2 separate regions of the Homo sapiens genome follow, and region 2 is linked to region 1. A link is an interaction called in ENCODE POLR2A ChIA-PET data of the cell type or tissue named here. Cell type or tissue: PC-9. All regions are shown on one strand. Links, peaks and the distances in the headings refer to the core of each region. The heading gives the core; the rest is flanking DNA. Region 1 has its middle 12 kb from the start of RYK. Region 2 holds the start of LOC105374118 (a long non-coding RNA gene).

Evidence for each region. Peaks named below come from ENCODE experiments on the same cell type or tissue, not always from the same donor. Only the 100,000 strongest peaks of a DNase experiment are listed, where the experiment ranks them.
Region 2: POLR2A ChIA-PET joins it to region 1 with 12 read pairs; 4 of 35 experiments call an interaction of 5 or more read pairs at or near these places.

Annotation. Positions count from the first base shown.
Region 1 is chr3:134,257,554-134,267,352 of GRCh38, forward strand. No RefSeq gene overlaps it. Among named protein-coding and RNA genes, the nearest start is that of RYK, 12 kb to the left of the region's middle. In PC-9, for the core only: no CTCF peak of the experiment used is centred there; a DNase peak (open chromatin) is centred at 3,668; H3K27ac peaks cover 573 bases.
Region 2 is chr3:134,326,704-134,336,502 of GRCh38, forward strand. It overlaps LOC105374118 (a long non-coding RNA gene), which reads right to left and starts at 1,991. Exons shown (of 2, transcript XR_924518.4): 1 at 511-1,991. RefSeq lists a silencer at 224-518 and enhancers at 224-518, 304-598, 4,124-4,689, 6,769-7,621, 7,622-8,472. In PC-9, for the core only: no CTCF peak of the experiment used is centred there; DNase peaks (open chromatin) are centred at 1,108, 1,648, 4,938, 8,408 and 3 weaker places; H3K4me3 peaks cover 1,709 bases; H3K27ac peaks cover 8,000 bases.

The DNA.
Region 1 (9,799 bases), core at 579-8,578:
GTTAGCCAGGATGGTCTCCATCTCCTGACCTCGTGATCCGCCTGCCTGGGCCTCCCAAAGTGCTGGGATTACAGGCGTGAGCCACCGCATCTGGCCCAGGCATTTTCTTTGTTTAAAAAATTAGGGCTTTTTGTTGTTGTTGTTGTTGTTTGTGTTTTTGTTTGTTTGTTTTTGAGGCAGTGCCTGACTCTATCGCCCAGGCTGGAGTGCAGTGGCGCCATCTCAGCTCACTGCAAGCTCTGCCTCCTGGGTTCAAGCAGTTATCTGCCTCACCCTGCTGAGTAGCTAGGTTTACAGGTGCCCGCCACCAAGCCTGGTTAATTTTTGTATTTTTAGTAGAGACAGGGTTTTACCATCTTGGCCAGGCTGGTCTTGAACTCCTGACCTTGTGATCCACCTGCCTCAGCCTCCCAAAGTGCTGGGATTACAGGCATGAGCCACCGCGCCTGGCCTGTTAATTTTTAACAAAATTATATACAAATATAGTTTAAAGAGTCAAATAGTTTGTTTTGTTGTTGGTTTATTTATTTATTTATTTATTTTTTGAGATGGAGTTTTGCTCTTGTTGCCCAGGCTGGCGTGCAATGGTATGATCTCAGCTCACTGCAACCTCTGCCTCTCCGGTTCAAGCGATTCTCATGCCTCAGCCTCCCAAGTAGCTGGGATTACAGGCATGTATCACCATGCCCAGCTTTTTTAGAAGAGTTGGGGGTTTCTTTTTCTTTTTTTTTTTTTTGAGATGGAGTCCCGCTCTGTTGCCCAGGCTGGAGTGCAGTGGCGCGATATCGGCTCACTGCAAGCTTCGCCTCCCGGGTTCACGCCATTCTCCTGCCTCAGCCTCCCGAGTAGCTGGGACTACAGGCGCCCGCCAACACGCTGGGCTAATTTTTTGTATTTTTAGTAGAGACAGGGTTTCACCGTTTTAGCCACGATGATCTCTATCTCCTGACTCTCTATCCGCCTGCCTCAGCCTCCCGAAGTGCTGGGATTACAGGCGTGAGCCACCGGGCCCGGCCCCCAAGAGACGGGGTTTCACCATGTTGGTCAGGCTGGTCTCAAACTCCTGACCTCAGGTGATATGCCTGCCTCGGCCTCCCAAAGTGCTTGGATTACAGGTGTGAGCCACCATTCCACAAGGCATATTACCAAGAAACAACATTACCACTTGTTCTCCATTCTCACCTGGCAGCTGCTTTAAACCCCTTTAGCTGTTTATTGACTTCTATCACTTGAAATAATATGTTTATATGACCGACCTGTTGGTTTTTCTATTTTGGGCATTATGTATTAAAATGATTTGCTCCTTCAGAAAACTATGTATATTTTGCTCTCTTTTATACCCTCCAAAATACCACACACATATAACTGCCTGTTCTTACTACCATCATACCATAAACACTGTTTATATAGTTATGACTGTGTAAATGCTATTCATAGCTTAGCCATGTGACAATAATTTTTCCTTTCTTGCACAGCCCTTTTCCCCACTAAAGTTAGCATGTAGTTCACTTGCTTAGGTTTCTACGTATTCATCAATAATTCATGCCCAAACTCATCCCTCGGTTGTTTAAAACTTCTCTCAATGTATTCAAACACATCAGCTGATCCATCAGTTTCATCATCTTGGACATTTGGATTAATTATTCCCTAGATGCTGTAAAGTCATCATCTTGCAATGTTCCATCATGCAGGGACCTCCCTGTGTAACTCTTTTTAGATTCCCTGTTTCCTGGATAGCGTCCTTTTTCTTGATTTGCCTTCTTTATATAGTGGGCACTTCTTCCAGCACTTCCCTAAGAAAGTATACATGGAAGATAAGTATTTTGAGAGTTTGCATATTTGAAAGTCTTTATTCCAAACATCTTTATAAACACTTTATTCATAATACTGACTAAGCATAGAATTGTATGTTAAAAATAACATTTCCTTAGAATTTCAAAGGTATTTTTACATCGTCTTCTGCCTTTCAGTGTAACTTTTGGAAAGTCAGATGCCATTATGATTCTTGACCCTTTGTATAAAACCTTCTCTCCCACTCTCCTTTTCCTCCCCTTGCCCTCTGCCCTCTGGAAAATTTTGGAATACTTTATTCCTGATATTCTGAAAGTTTTTAATGTGTACCTTGATGTGTTTCTATTTTAATCAGTTGTCTAGAGTATTTTGTGGATCCTTTGAATCTGCAAACACTGGCTATTCAGTTCTGGGATGTTTTCTTGAATTATGTCCTTGATGATATCCCCACTCTGTTTTCCATCTTCTTTCTAAAATTCCTATATTCTGGCTGTTAAAGCATCTCTTTGCTAATCTTTCTAACTAATTTCTTTAATTTTATCTTATAACTCTGCTCGAATTTTTCATTTCCCAGAGCTTGTTTGTTCTCTTAAATGTCCTTTTTAATGGTGTGTATGTGTATATATATATATATATATATATATATATATATATATATATTTTTTTTTTTTTTTTTTTTTTTGAGATGGAATCTCGCTCTGTCACCAGGCTGGAGTACAGTGGCACAATCTCAGCTCACTGCAACCTCCACCTCCCAGGTTCAATTGATTCTCCTGCCTCAGCCTCCCAAGTAGCTGGGACAACAGGCGCCCGCCACCATGCCCGGCTAATTTTTGTATTAGTAGAGACGGGGTTTCACCATGTTGGCCGGGATGGTCTTGATCTCTTGACCTCGTGATCCACTCGCCTCGGCTTCCCAAAGTGCGGGAATTACACGCGTAAGCCACTGCGCCAGGCCTAATGGTATATTCTTGCTTCATAATAATTATCTTCTCTTACAGCTCTGATAGTAATAATATATTTTTAAAACACTTCTTAAAAACTTTTGAAAAAGTTTTATTTCTCTGTATAGTTTTAATTTTTCCGTTTTCTTTTGTTTGTTTTTAATCTTAGTCTTTATTGTTAGACCAGTTCCTGAAATCATCCTTGCCTGGTTGCTCATTGAAGAGAGGAGCACTAAAAATTGAATTGGAAACTGTATAGATATGGATGGAATCTGTTGACTATGAAATTCTCAGTGGCTCATCTGGCCACTTATTTAGGAATCCCCAATGTCCATATCTTTCCACGTATCTTTTGGGCTGGTCTAATTTCCCACGGAATATTTTCCCCATCTCTTGACCAAAGAGTACAGGCCCAACTAACAGCATTCCAGCAGCCAAGGGAAAAGAAGGACCCATAATCCTAAAATCAATATGTAGATAGAATATCTCAAAATCTTCCTATTTTTAATATGGTACTCTTGCCTTCAACTTAACCCTTAGTTTTATCCTCTCCAATATTTAAAACTCCAGTACTTTGCCAGATTTGGGGAGGTGGTGTGAGACATCTTGCTGTGCTGAGTTGGGGAGGTGTCTTAGTCCATTTAGTGTTGCTGTAACAGAATATCTGAGACTGGATAGTTTACGAAGAAAAGAGGTTTATTTGGCTCATTATTCTGGTGGCTGGAAAGTTCAAGATTGGGCATCTGCATCTGGTGAGGACCTGAAGTCGTTTCAACAGTGGAAAGTAGAAGAGGAGCCAGCATGTGCAAAAGGGTCACATGGCAAGAGAGGAAGCAAGTGGGGGTAGGTGCCAGACTCTTTTTAGCAACCAGAACTTGAAAGAACTAACAGAGAAAGAATTCACCCCCAGGGAGGGCATCAATCTATTCATGAGGGATCTGCCCCCATGACCCAAATGCCTCTCACCAGGTGCCACTACCCAACCTTGCAACATCAGGAGTCAAATTTCAACATGAGGTTTGTAGGGGACAAACATGCAAACTATAGCAGGAAGGTATCTGGAGGTTTAACAACCTTTTAGCTCTTTAATCTATTTAAACAACTCTCTTATTTTCAATACCATCTTCATTTTCACTTGCAAAGTTAACTGGTTCCACCAATTCCTGAGTCTTTTGGATGGATTCTCTGCTTTCCCTATTTCTGCCTTAGAATTCCTCTTTCTCAGATCAGCAAAATAAGTTACTACATGTCCTGCTTTCCAGCTTTGAACATCTTCCTGCTATTGTCTCCTCTGCCATATTTTTTGTCCTTGTTTGTTTATGCCTTTAAAAAATCTCTTAATGGTGGTTTTAAAGGGATTTTAGAAGTGATTGTAGATTAATGCATGTTCTTGCTCTACTATCTTTAATCAGAAGCTTCTGTATTTGCTTTCTGTGTTAGTCAGCTCAGGCTGCCGTAACAGAAGACTATAGACTAGCTGACTTAAACAACAGAAATTTATTTTCTCACAGTTCTGGAGGCTAGAAGTCCAAGATCAAGGTGCTGCCAAGATGGGTTTCTGGTGAGGCCTCTCTTCCTGGCTTGTAGACAGCCACCTTCTTGCTCTGCCCTCACATGACCTCTACTCTGTGTCCCCACAGAAAAAGAGAAATCTCTGGTGTCGCTTCCTTTTCTTTTAAGAATAGAAGTTCAATTGGATTAGGGCCCCCACTATTCTGATCTTATTTAACCTTAATCACTCCCCTAAAAAGCTCTGCCTCCAAGCACATAGTCACATTGGGGGTTAGAGCTTCAACAAATGAATTATGGAGGGACACAATTCAGTCCATTACACTTTTCATTATAACTTTCTGGTGAATATAGCAAAGAGGTTCATATTGCAACTTTTCAATTGTTCTTCCTCTTGTACCTAGCTGACATCTCATTATTCAGTTAGCATTGGAAATGGTTTCTAATCACTTTCTGTTAGAGTTAATGGAGTTTGTTTGTTTGTCCATCATCTTTGAGTTGTTAATTTTTTTTACTCTGGGGATCCTCCAGTTCTTCTAATTGTGGAATACAATTAGTCCATATTTCAATTTCATTCTCTTCTTCTAAGCCTTTAGGATTTCAGCTATTACATGATTAATTCACTGAGTGCAGTATGTCACTTCGTCATGTCTCCTGGTTTCTATAGTAAGTGTTCAGTACTCTTAAGTCTAATGTTTTCTTTGAGGCATTGGAAGTCAGACTTCTTTTTTTCCCCCAAATACTTTAGCTTCATTAGCTCATATTTTCTTTCTGAAAGTTTTTAAAATTCCTCATAGAAACAGACAGGTTTCCATAGTTTTCTAGCTTCTCAAGTTGATACATACGTAAACTTAATTGATATATAATTTGCATGCCACAATTCACCTAAAGTTAACAATTCTATGAGTTTTAGTATACTTATAGAGCTGTGCAACCACTATCACAATTCATTTTAGAACAGATCAGTACACCTTTCTAGGAATTCTTTAGTTGAAACTACTGAACTTTCCACAGCTCTGAGACATGGTAGTTCTGTTTTTGTCTCTAGGTCAAATTCTAAGGCTGGGCATGGTGGCTCATGCCTGTAATCCCAGCACTTTGGGAGGCCGAGGCGGGCGGATCACCTGAGGTCAGGAGTTTGAAACCAACCTGGCCAACATGGTGAAAACCCGTCTTTATTAAAAATACAAAAATTAGCCAGGCGTGATGGTGGGCATCTGTAATCCCAGCTACTCGGGAGGCTGAGGCAGGAGAATCGCTTGAACCCAGGAGGCAGAGGTTGCAGTGAGCCGAGATCATGCCAGTACACTCCAGCCTGGGTGACAGACCAAGACTCCGTCTTAAAAAAAAAAAAAATTCTAAAAGCTTCACAGATACTAGCTTTGGGCTCAGATATCAATCTTTAGAAAGTTGGCCGGGCATGGTGGCTCACGCCTGTAATCCCAGCACTTTGGGAGGCGAGGCGGGCAGATCACGAGGTCAGGAGATCAAGACCATCCTGGCTAACACAGTGAAACCCCGTCTCTACTAAAAATACAAAAAAATTAGCCAGGCGTGGTCGTGGGCGCCTGTAGTCCCAGCTTCTCGGGAGGCTGAGGCAGGAGAATGGCGTGAACCCAGGAGGCGGAGCTTGCAGTGAGCCGAGATCCTGCCACTGCACTCCAGCCTGGGCAACAGTGCGAGACTCCATCTCAAAAACAAAACAAAACAAAACAAACAAAACAAAAAAATTAGCCGGGCGTAGTGGCGGGCGCCTGTAGTCCCAGCTACTCAGGAGGCTGAGGCAGGAGAATGGCGTGAACCCGGGAGGCGGAACTTGCAGTGAGCGGAGATCGCGCCACCGCACTCCAGCGTGGGCGACAGAGTGAGACTCCGTCTCAAAAAAAAAAAAAAAAAAAAAAAAAAAAAAAAAAGAAATTTGTTAAAGCTAGATTAATGGTGTAGCATGTCGTTTAATTCTCATAAATGTTTCATGTGAAAAGTATATATGCTCTACAATAGTTGAGAGCGAAGTTCTGTGTAATGTGCATTACTTCAACCCCTCAACCTTTTTATTGTGTTGATCAAATGTTCCTTCTTTTTACTCTTCTGTTTTTGCCTGATCTCTTACTGTGACAACTGTATGCAAATTTCTCCTTAAGATAATAGATTTATCTGTTTCTTCCTGTAGTTCCGTCAGTTTGAGCTTTATGTATTTTGGAACTATATTATTAGTGACATGGAAATTTTAAAGTGATATGTCTTCTGGAAATTTTGAGCTGTTTATTCTTATGTATGACTCATTTTATCTCCATTGATGCTTTTTGCCTAGAGTCTATTTTGTCTAAAATTAATAAAGCCATACCAGCTTGCCAGCTTTCTTCTTGTTAGCATTTGCCTGTATATCATTTTACATCCTGTCAGCTTCAACATTTCTGTGTCCCAATGTGTTAAGTGTGGATTTTGTTTTATTACATATGACAATATTTGTCTTTAACTTGAGAATTTAGTTCACTACATTACTGGAGCTACAGGTATATTTGGATTTATTTCAACTATTTCATTACAAATTTTCTATTTTCTTTCTTATGCTATTCTCCTCCCATGCCCCCAACCAATTTTTGCCTTCTTTTGGATTGATTTTCCTTCTCATTTTACTTTTTTGTCTCTACTTTTTTTGGAAGTCGTATGCTTTATGGCTGTTCTTTTAATGATTGTTCTGGTTATATTAAACTCATACTTAACCAGGTCTAAATTTAATCCATATATTTACCCTTCTCCTGAAGAACGTGAGAACATTAAAACACTTTATGATCACCCCCACCCCCACTCATTTGCTCTTATTGTCAACAATTTTAGTTCTAGCCTATGCCTACATGCACAAAAGTTTAATGCTACTATTGTTACTTGATTTTGTCAGTGCTTGCTTAGTTACACTTACAACCATTCCTTTTCGTATCTCAGAACTTCCAACTGGAATCATTTACCTTTTGCCTGAAGTTCATCTTTTAAATTTTCCTTTATGGTGATCTTTTGTGGTAAAATCTCTCTGCTTTTATTTGAGTAGAAATGCCTTATCTTATTCTAAAGGAAAAATAGTTTTGCTCATTACAGAATTCAGAGTTGCTAGAACATAGATGATATTTCACTGTCTTCTGGTTTCCATTATTCCTTCTGAAAAATTAATTGTAACTCTAACTGCCACTTTGATCACCTTGATACATTATCTGCCTCTTGTTTTTTTTTTTTTCTTTTTTTTTGAGACAGAGTCTTGCTCTGTCACCAGGCTGGAGTGCAGTGGGACGATCTCGGCTCACTGCAGCCTCCACCTCCTGGGTTCAAGTGATTCTCCTGGCTCAGCCTCCCTAGTAGCTGGGATTACAGGCACCCACCACCATGCCCAACTAATTTTTTGTATTTTAAGTAGAGATGGGGTTTCTCCATGTTGGCCAGCCTGGTCTCAAACTTGTGACCTCAAGTGATCCGCCCACCTCAGCCTCCCAAAGTGCTGGGATTACAGGCGTGAGCCACCATGCCTGGCCTCCTTATGGGTTTTTAAAAGGTTTTTTAAACTGATGTCTACAGTTTCTCTGGCATGTATGAAAGTGGAGTTATTGAGATTTCCGGAACTGGTGTCTTTCAGAAATTCCAGGAAATTCTCAGTTTCATTTGTAAAATCAAGGAGAGAAAGAAAGGAAGAAAGAAAGAGAGAGCGAGAAAGAAAGAGAGAGGGAGGGAGGGAAGGAAGGAAGGAAGGGAGGGAGGGAGGGAGGAAGGAAGGAAGACATTACTCTGAACTGTTTGAGAATAGGTTGCATACATCAAGCCTAAATACTTCATTGTGTATTTCATAAGAACAAGGACATTCTCTTTTATAACCCTAGTGCCATTATCAAAATTAAGACAGTTAACATTGATATAATACTGTTTTCTAATCCACAGTTCACATTCAGATTTCATTAATTGTCCCAATAAAGTTTTTATAGCTGTTTTTTTCCTGGTCCAAGATCCAATCCAGGATCATAAATTGCATTTATTTGTCATATCTTTTTAGTCGCCTTTAATCTGAAAGAGTTTCTTAGCCTTTCTTTTGCTTGAATTTCTTGCCCTTGACCAGTTATTGTATAGAATGTTGCTCAATCCGTGTTACCTCATGTTTCCTTGTGATTAGATTCAGGTTATACATTTTGGCAGGAATATTGTAGAATTGCTATTTTCTTCTCAGTGAATCATGCGTTATTGGCTTGGCCCGTTACTGTGATGTTAACTTTAAATACTTGTTTAAGGTGTTCTCCGATACATTTCCTCACTGTAAAGTTATTTTCCCTTGTAATTAACAAGAAATTTGGGGGGAGATACTTTGAGATTATATAAATCTCCTGTTCCTCACCAAACTTTTATCTACTAGTTTGATTACCTACTGATGATTTTTTAACTTTCTGATTTCTTCCATATTTAGTTGGCATTTAACCATAAGGGAGAACTTTCCGTTTTCTTCCATTTATTGATATATTTATATCAACTGAATTCATGGATTATTTTATTTGGTGGATTGTAATCCATTACTATCATTATATATATTTTTATGTTTGAATTGTCTCAGATTTGGCCAGTGGGTCCCCTTGCAGCTGATTCTTGGGTCCTTTTGATATGTCTCTAGCATTCACTGAGCATTTTCTTACTTTTTAGGAAAACAAAATATTTTTATCTCCTCTTGCACTTTTCTGCCCCAGCCCTGGAGTCATTTTTTCTTAGCAGCCCTAGTTCCTTTTCATAGAGAATGGTCTTTAGAAACCAAGATTTGGGAACTAGGTGTGCTCATTGTATATTGTTTGCAGGTCCTTTCAGGAGACAAAGCAGGGAAACAAATGTATTTATGTATGTATATGTCTGTGTATGTATGTACACATATACATACATACATCTGTAACATCCATGAGTTCACATCAGTACTTCTGATTCCAGTGCCACACAATTCCTTCCTCATTTCCTATTTGTAACTCAAAAACCGGGCTCCCATTATCCTCAATGGATCGGCTTATTTGCTTGATCCTTCCATAGGTAAACAAACTTCTGGCCCTACCTACTGAAAGTTCAGCCCAGGCACACCAATCTCTACCCCCACTTTCACCTGCAGGCATGTCAGTCAAAAGCTCTGCCTCCATGAAGGGGAAAGGAAAGAAGGAAAGGCCAGTTAGAAAGCTTGGCCCCTCATACACCAACCCCCACCTCCTGGGCACATTGGCTAAAATCTCAGTGACTAATTCACTTTTTTTTTTTGAGACAGAGTTTCATTCTTGTCGCCCAGGCTGTAGTGTGATGGTGAGATCTCGGCTTACCGCAACCTCCACCTTCCCAGTTCAAGCGATTCTCCTGCATTAGCTTCCCAGGTAGCTGGGACTACAGGTGTGTGCCACCATGCCCAGCTGATTTTTGTATTTTTAGTAGAGACAGGGTTTCACCATGTTGGCCAGGATGGTCTCGATCTCTTGACCTAATGATCCACCCGCCTCAGCCTCCCAAAGTGCTGGGATTACAGGCATGAGCCACTGCGCCTGGCCCACTTTTTAATCTAT
Region 2 (9,799 bases), core at 870-8,869, 69 kb after region 1:
TTAAAAAATACAAACAGCAATGTACCCAGAAGAAATGGAAAACCACTGGCTAGAGAAAACTACTGTCATCAATGCTTTCTGGGCCTCTGAAGAAGCCCATTTCTGCTGGCACTGAGTGTGTGTTTCTCCGGGCAGGAGCTGGTATAACATGACCCTTGAAAGCACTCGCAGCCCTGGGCTTACATAAGTAATGTGATGACTCTCTCCACAGAGCCCCTCTAGAGATCCCACCACTCCGCCCTCTTGGAAAGAACATTCAGTGTCTCCCACACCAGAACCCATCCAAGGAGAGAGGATGCCGAGGTAGTGGCTCATCTTCCTTGGTCCCAGAGAGGCCTCGGAGCAGTCCTCTCTTGCTTCACAGCCCTCCAACTATGCTAAGAATGCGAACCATTTCCCATGGGACTGGCAAAGCCATGAAGCAATTCTGAGCCCAACCTCCCCAAATATCTGCTTTGCAAACAGATAAAACAGAGAAGTATCCTGAAAATGTGCTGTTGGGCCATTCACCTTAGGCGGTTGTGGTGTCTGCTTGCCTGCCAGGAGGGTTTCTGCTTCCACAGTCCAGCCTGGAGCTGCTGGGGAGCCAGTTTGGGATGTGGCCATGTTCCCTGAGGGGCAAAACACAGAAAACTCTCCGGAAGGGGCTTCTCAAGGAAATGGGGACCAAGCAAGGCTGTGGGCTCTTTTCAGGGATCCGGCTCCCATCCCAGTGCTGGACTCATTGCTGACCAGTCCTTGGGGTCACCTGGGTGCCCTTTGGCTCCTGAGATGTCTGGGCATGGGGCTGCCTTCACCAGCTGCAAGAGCCCAAACCCACCTCAACCAGCCTTTGGCATCTCCAGTCTGCACCAGCTGCAATTTTGTGGCCCGGGTGGGTGAAGGCAGTGGCAGGGGAGTCCATGCCAAGCCTGGCAGTGGGAAGGAAGAGGAAGAGGAAGAGGACTTAACTTTCTCAGCAGCTTCAGCCTTCTGAGAAACTCTAGAATGCCTTGCTGCACTATGGCAGGCATAACCAGGTCCCGGTGACCTACATAACCTTCCAGACATGGGGCAAGTGGGAGCCCTGATTCATGTCAGGGGAGCCTGACAGAGGAAGGGTGGGGGCAGGGAGGATTTACAATCCTGAGACGGTGAAACCACCTAAATATTTAGTGATGACTAAGTGAGTCACCGCATGTCCACAGGGTGGAATATTATGTAAAAGTGATTATTATAATAATAAAGACTATTTAGCAATATTGCAAGTGTTTATGATATAATATTAAGCGAACAAAAGGAAGATACATACCTTTACGGCACCTGAACAAGAGAAGATTGGAAGGGGATTTTAAAAAATAACAGTTGCTCTGCTACAGTGGTGTGATTAGGGACCTTATTCTTGGAAAAGAAAGCAGCAGCTTTACAGTCAGACAGATCTGGACTAGTAGCTTAGATCTATTTCTTACTTACTAGAAACGATCTTGACAGGTGGCTTAAATGCGATTGGTTTTCCATCTGTAAAATGGGTACAGTAATTCCTGCTTTACAAAATTCTTGTGAAGATGAATCTGATTGTGCATCTCCTCCCTTCTTGCCTTCCTTTCTTCCTCCTCTCTCTCTCTACATATTTTCACTAATACTGCACAATCCAGTTGCCCACAAAGGATCCCACAGCTGAGTCATCCTTGGGTCTGCTGAAATCTCTTTTGCTTTAGGGAAGGTGCCTTTGCCTGTTTCTGCCCTAAGCGGAGCTGTGGATGAGGAGGGGCGCTAATGATGAAACAGTCCGGGTGGGCTTGGCAGGGGGAGGCTGGGCTGGTCCTCACTCTCAGAGCAGCCACAGTGCTGTGCGTTGCCAGCCCAAGCAAAGTCACAAGAGCCTTGAAGGTAGAAGCAGGAGTAAGGGAGCCTGCCTGGCAGATACCACACTGAGCAGAGCCCGCTCCTGTCTCTGCTTCCATGGCCTGACTCAAGCTCTCTTTTAAAAAATTTTATTTTTGTATTGACAAATACAAATCGTATATATTTATGGTAAACAACATTGTGTTTGGAAATATGTATACATCGTGGAATGGCCAAGTAGAGCTAATGAACATATGCCTTACCTTATACTAATCATTGTGTTGTGGGGGAGGTGGCGGAGGGGAAACGTGTAAAATCTATTCTCAGCAATTTTCAAGTATACAAAACATTCTTATTGTAGTCACCATAGTGTACAATAGATCTCTTGAAGTTATTCCTCCTAACTGAATAACCAACATGTTATTTGTATAACATGTTGTATCTTTTGACCAACATGTTCCCAATCCCTCCCAAATCAGACCCTCTTATCACTAGCAAGATCCATGGTTCCCCAGGCCTGAGTCACATGCCACTGGTGGGCAAAGACGTGACCAATGGCAAATGGACATATTCTTTTCTTCCCTCCCTTCCCCTCCCCTTCCCTTCCCTCCCTTCCCCTCCCCTCCCTTTCCTCCCTTCCCCTCCCCTTCCCTTCCCCTCCCTTTTCCTCCCCTCCCCTCTCCTCTCCTCTCTTCTCTCTCTTTTTTTTTTTTGTGATGGAGTATCGCTCTGTCACCCAGGTTGGAGTACAACAGCACAATCTTGACTCACTGCAACCTCTGCTTCCCGGGTTCAAGCGATTCTCCCGCCTCAACCTTGCGAGTAGCTGGGACTACAGGAGTGCACCACCATGCCCAGCTAATTTTTGTATTTTTTAGTAGAGATGGGGTTTCACCATATTGGCCAGGCTAGTCTCGAACTCCTGACCTCATGATCTGCCCCCCACTTGGCCTCCCAAAGTGCTGGGATTACAGGCGTGAGCCACTGCACCTGGCCTAATTTTTGTATTTTTGTAGAGACCGGGTTTCACCATGTTCGCCAGGCTGGTCTCGAACTTCTGACCTCGGGTGATCGGCCTGCCTCATCCTCCTGAAGTGCTGGGATTACAGGCATGAGTCACTGTACCCAGCCTTCCCTTCTTTTCTTTTTGTGAGACAGTCTTGCTCTGTCCCCCAGGCTGGAGTGCAGTGGCACAATCTCCACTCACTGCAGTCTCAACCTTCTGGGCTCAAGCCATCCTCCTGCCTCTGCCTTCCCAGTAGCTGGGACTACAGGCCCATGCCACTACCCCGGCTAATTTTTTATTTTTTGTAGAGACGCTGTCTTGCCATGTTACCCAGGCTGATTTCGAACTCCTGAGCTCAAGCAATCTGCCTAGCTTAGTCTCCCAAAGTGATGGGATTACAGGCATGAGTCACTGCTGCCCACACTTTTCTTTTAAGAGTGTGGCATTTTTATGCATATATTAGGGAAAAAATGAAGTGGTGGCTATAATGGTACAATAGAAGCAACATAAAATGGTTTAAAAATGAACTAGCATAAAGAGAAATACTATGTAAGAAATGGTTCGGGTGGTCCCTGATAGATCAGGAAGGAGCAGGGGAATGACTGAAGGGTGGGGTGCCTGTCCTATCCCCTTACATCCATCTTCTAACTCTGACCCAGCCTCAGTCTCTTCCAGAGTGTGCTCCTGTCCTCTTCCCACTATGGCCAGAGAGGTCTGCCTAGCAGGAAACCCTGACAGTTGCATCCTTCACTACAGGGCAGTCACCTTACGGAAAAGTTTAGGTCTTTCCTTGGGGAGGCCTCAAAAGCCTTCCGGGATGGACTCTGCCCATCTTTCCAGCTTCCCATTACCCTTGTCTCTTCCCATTTTAGATACCTGAACCCTGGACTTCCAAACTGAGCTTGATGGCTGGGCCTCTGAGTCTTACAGTGTTCTATCTCCTCTAACTGTGATGTCCTTTCTCCCTTGTTTATCTGAAGGACTCCTATTCAACCTTGATAGCGTTTTTAGGGGTCCTTTCCTCTGCGAAACTGTCTTGATCTCTTTGTAAAGGGTTAATCCCACCTTCCTCTCTATCTTGAATCACACATTTAATTGAATCATGCATTTAATCATGCAACTCCCAAAGCCTCCTGTTTCCTTGTCTGTCTCCTTGCTGAGGTGGTCTCTGAGGGCCTGGCACATATCTAATTTAGTTCAGGATCCTGGATTCTTATACAGTAATTGGAATAGGACAAGTGCTCAGCACTAACGAAGATGCAATTGTTATAGCTATCGTTTATGAAGTGCTCTCTGTGCATTACCCATTCAATCCTTACATCCACTCTAAGAGGAAGAAACTGTTGACACACTTCTTTTAGGCATGAGAAAACTGAGGCTCGGAGAGGGGAACTCATTTGCCAACAGTAGATAAGTGGAGGAGCAGATTTGAACCCTAGCCTGACTTTTGTCCTAGGCCCTCACCTGCTCATTTCCCACTCTCCTGAGTACAAAGTTGATTCCTCAGCGGGGTGTACAGGTGACCCCTCAGTGGGGTGTACAAGTGGGCCCTGGCCTCACTGAGGTCAGGGGACTCCCGGGCACCAGGTGCAGCAGTACCCTCATGCCCAGCTACAGAGCACCCGATCCTGGGGCTGCCCTTTCAAGGTTATGGTGTTGGAGAGGGGGCTGGGAAACAAGAGAAAGGAGAAAATAGAGTTGAGTCAGATGCCCTGTGGAATTTCTGGCCTTTATTGAATTCTGGGAAGAGAAAAAAAAAATGGCTGTGCTTATTCCAAGTATGTCAAGATCATAAGGAGCTCTTTACTGTTTATATGCAAAACTTTCTGGCAGCCGGCACCTGCAAGCAAGAGGCCAGGAATCTGTGAGACCCAGGCACCCTAAGCTGGAGCCCCAGGCTCCACAGAGGGGCAGCTGGGCCAGGCAAAGTGAGAAGGGAAGGGGTGGACCAGACTGTCCTCAAAGCCCCTGCATGTCCTGCAGCAGAGTTCCATCCCTGATCCTGGAATGTGGGCGAGCCCTTCTTGCATGGAAAGGGAAGTGAACTGGCTGACTCCCTCTGTCCCTCTGGGCACCCCACTCCTTGGCTCTCCAGACTCATGAATACTTTTTTGGGGGAGGAGCACTGGGCTGTCTAGTAGTAGAGCCTCATTCCTCAGCAGCCCTCTCATCTGAGGAGAGGCCCTGCTGGCTCAGAGCTCTGCAGAAATACATTGAGTTGGTTTCAGAATCCCTGAATCCCCTATGCTACCCCTTGTTCAGGGCAGAAGTCAAAAAAGCAGAAGAGACCCAGATAATAGGTAATGGCATGTTTTGGGGGGATGGGGGTGGAAGGACAGTGATAACAACAGCTTCGGGCTTCAGGCTTCCCATTCCCATTCTCTCTGGAATGCTATTTATTTATGCAATCTCAGACGTCTGAGTTGAAAACTGAAAAAAGGCAGTCAATTAGCTCTGTCCGTCCATGAGTTTAAATGTCCATGAATTCAGTCAACAAACATTTGTTCATTCATTAAATGTGTACCCTGGGGCTGGATACGATGCCAGGTGTTGAGTATTTGGAAATAGCTGAGAATGTCGAGACTGATGTTTCTCACTAGGGAGGGGGCACACATGAGAATCACATACTCATGTGGGCCCCTCTCAGGACCCTCCTTCATCCAGCCTGATAATTAAGAGTTTTGGGAAGGGGCCTGGGTATGAGGATTTAGAAAACTCCCCAGCTGATAAGGATACGAAGCTCCGTTTCAGATACATGGACCAGATTGGAAGTCTATTCTTCCAAATGTACCTACAGTGCTATCTCTCTGGGGAGGTGTGGGCATAGTCTCCTGCTTGGATTCATTCATTCGTTCATTCATTCCAGTGGAATTTTTGAGTTCTTGCCAGGTGCCATGCCCTGTTCTAGGCATTGGGTTGCAGACCCTGCCCTCCCGGGGCTCTCGCAAGACACCATTCCCATTCCCTGCAGCACTCCCGTTTCATTCTCATAAAAGTCCAAGGCCTTACAGTGAGCCAGTGACCAGGCTGGTACCCGCCCGACCTCCTCTCCCCCTACTCCCTTCTGCCCTGCTCTCCCCCTACTCCCTTCTGCCCTGCTCTCCCCCTACTCCCTTCTGCCCTGCTCTCCCCCTACTCCCTTCTGCCCTGCTCCAGCTGCCTGGCTCCTGCCTGTTCCTCCCACAGGCCTCTGCTAGTTGCTCCTTCTGGAATGCTCCCCACAGAGGTTGCCCCTGCTCACTCAGTTGAGAGCTACAACCTCCCGACTCCCCAGCAATGCTTTACTTGTTCTTAGGCTTCTGTTTCTCTAGCACTTAACACATTATTATTATTATTATTATTATTATTATTATTATTATTTTTAGATGGAGTCTCACTCTGTTGCCCCAGGTTGGAATACAGTGGCGCAATCTCGGCTCACTGCAACCTCTGCCTCCCGGGTTCAAGCGATTCTTCTGTGTCAGACCCCCTGAGTAGCTGGAATTACAGGCACGCGGCACCATGCCTATTTTTTTTTTTTTTTGTATTTTTAGTAGAGACGGGGTTTCACCATGTTGGCCAGGCTGGTCTCGAACTCCTGATCTGATGATCCGCCCATCTCAGCCTCCCAAAGTGCTGAGATTATAGGTGTGAGCCACTGCGCCCGGCCACACTTATCCCCTTTTACATGCTCTGTCATTTTGAGATTTATGAGTCAATTGTTTGCTGTCCTCTACCTCCCCCACCAATCCTCTGGAATGGAAGCCCCTGGACGACAGGGTCTTTGCTTTGATAATGGATGTAGTGCAAGCATCTAGAATAGTGGGTGCTCAATAAATATTTGTTGAATGAATTAAACAAATAATAACACAGGTAAGTGTAAAATTACACCTGTGGGAAGTGCTGGCTACAGAGAATGAGTAAAATTAACTGAGCTCCTCCCAGCTCATCAACTCTATAATTTTTACTTTTGTTTTTCTTTGAAACATCATTCTGTGTTTACAATTATCCAGTGTGGCCAAGACCATTCCATTCTATTTTTGCGATCACTGTGCTTTTCCCACGGCCCTGGCCTCAGGAAAAGAGACTGTGTTGAAGTCGGAGGAGCAGGCTTTAGGGAGCCCGCAGCCCAGGGCTCTCTGGCATCCCCGAGTGAGGCCAGCAGGGGAGGATTGGTGGCCAGTCACGTATTCAGTCAGCACGAGACACTGAGCCTGTTCAGAAGGCTGAGATAATGGGATTTCAGAACAATTGTAAAAATACCTAACATGCCAGCAGGGAGTTAAACAGCAGATTCACAAGATTCTGAGGCTTTTGACCCTTCATGGAAGCCAAGGGAGACAGAATTCCAAGAGCATGTTACAGCATGTTAGGTATTTGGAGGGGGCAGTGCTTGTCATGGGCTGATCACAGCGACCCCATCCCCAGGATCCCAGCAGGGATAGGAAAAGTCACCACTCTGAGGCCAAGGACAACCATATCACAGAATTAGCCCATCAAAGAAAAGATGTGTCAGTAAGAGCCCTGAAGGAAGCCAGTCCTGTCCCAGCCCGGCCCAGAAGGCAGAGATAACAGCAGCCTTAGCCCAGCCATCTGGATCCCTCACAGTCCCAAGGATGGGGTAGGGGCGGCAGATTATTGTGGTCTAATGCTGACAGTCAGGCCCCTTTCTTCTGTCTCCACACTCTCCTCCAGGCAACTTTTGGCATCTGCCTATTGGGAGTGAAATGAGCATCCAGTATCCTGGTCTGGGTAACCCTGAGGGTTAGTCTCTGGTTTGGCTGAACGTGTCCCTTTCCCAAAAACCAGGGATGGGCTCCAGGAAAGCTGGGATGGAGAGCAGACTGCACTAAGGAAAGAGTGCCATCCTGTGTTCTCTGGAGTAGGGGGGCACCTGCCAGCATTTTCCTGATGCCCCAGCCACTGCTTTGTGCCCCAGAGGCACCACCCTTCTTTAAAGGCACTGGGGACAGTCCCTGGTGAGCAGAAAGGTGGTGGCCACAGATGGCTTAGCTGAGGAGCCTGCAGTGAGCACAGGAACAATGGAAAGAGCCTGGTGCAAGGTTCTCAGCGAGGACAATGTGAGGTTGTCCACAGGAGTTTGCAGGGAAGCAGAGATGACAGAGATGCCAGGCCAAGGAGGCTGCGGGAAGGGTGGCCAAGGCAGGAGGTGGCATGGGCTGTGTCAGAGCTGGCACATTGCAGCAGGAGTGAATTGAGCTCACAGGGAGGAAGAAATGCCTGGAATCCCTTCTGCTGGCAGTGAATCCAGGCTAGAATTGTTTGTGAATTTGATTTAGTCATCCCTGTCTCAAGTACCTTCTATGGTTCTGATAGCTCCAGATTCCAGTCCAAATCCCTCATTGCCTACAAGGCCTCTACCACCAGTACTGATTTCCTTTCTTGGCTTCTTCCAAGCCTCAGGCCCTATGATCCCTGCACTTCCTTTAACCGTGGCTCCTTCCTTTATGCCTTTGCTCTTGTCTTTTGTTCTTTTCCCACCTTTCCTTCACAGTAAAACACTACCACTTCCTGGAAGCCTTCCTGAAACATGCTGGCACCGTTGGTGACCCAGAGCAGCTCTTTCATCTGGGAGTGTCCCTTCTTGAGCCACAGACACATTAACATAGGTGATCCAAGGCCTTAGGTAATATGCATGGAATGAAGAAGTCTTTTGTGAAGGCTGGAGGACAGGGGAGCTTAGCTTCCCCATTCTCCTTCACCCATGCTCATGTAAACCTCCAATTAAAAGCCAATCTTCCCAAATGCAATCGGAAAATCAAAAAAGGACAGTGCTAAAGTCAACATACAAAGAGCATAGAGCAGGGAGGCCTCCAAAATCCTGTCTCTGACCCTACAGTTCAGACAGCAGGCCCCAGAATAGGCTCCTTGGAGACAGCAGATCCACTGGGGATGAAAGGAGTCCATTCGGGACAAAAGGAGAAAATGCGTCTCTCCATGTTATATAAGCCTTTCATCCACTGTTACATTAAAGATTCTGAAAAGTCCTGCAGAAAAGTGCCTGTTTGTGTAGCGTGTGACACCGATTAACGTTGCCCAAAGCTTTGGCATTGGACAGCCTTGAACCCCCTTCTCCGCTGGTGTGCCCCATGACTTCAGTCAAGTTCCTTGGCTGCTCTGAATCTCAGATGCCTATTTGCAAAATAAGTTATTATGTGGTCAGTGAAAGCAAAGCACTGGTTTGGCTGGGGTCCTGGGAGGACAGGATAGCTCACATAGGACACTCTTGTGGTTCTAACTATGTAGTATGGTCCAGGACTCACAGGACAGAAGCAGGAGTGAGCCACTTGGAGGGCATTATTCTGGGTTGTGTACCCAGGACGCTGGCAGGAGCCGCATCCCCCTATCCAGCCAATGGACATCTCACTAAAAAGCACCCTGACTGGCAGTAGGCATTTCCTGGAGCCCGTGCTATCCTGGCCACTCTCTCTCCGGGCTCATCTTGTACCACTTGACCCTCCACTCTCTAGCCATGTAGAATGTCTGCTGTCAGCCGGGTGTGGTGGCTCACGCCTGTAATCCCAGCACTTTGGGAGGCCGAGGCAGGCGGATCATGAGGTCAGGAGATCAAGACCATCCTGACCAACATGGTGAAACCCCGTCTCTACTAAAAATACAAAAATTAGCTGGGCATGTGGCGCATGCCTGTAATCCTAGCTACTTGGGAGGCTGAGACAGGAGAATTGTTTGAACCAGGGAGTCGGAGGTTGTGGTGAGCTGAGATCGTGCCACTGCAATCCAGCCTGGTGACAGAGCGAGACTTGTCTCAAAAAAAAAAAAAAAAAAGAATGTCTGCTGTCCTCCCTGTACCTTCCTGTCCCTCATGTCACCCTGGCTCATCCTCCTTCTAGCCTCACTCTCCTTCTTTAACTGGCCAACTCAACCTGTAGGCCTCAGCTGAGATGGTCTTCCTCTGAGATTTTTCTGGCTGCCCCTAGATCACAGGTCTCTGTTCCTGTGGAACCTCTG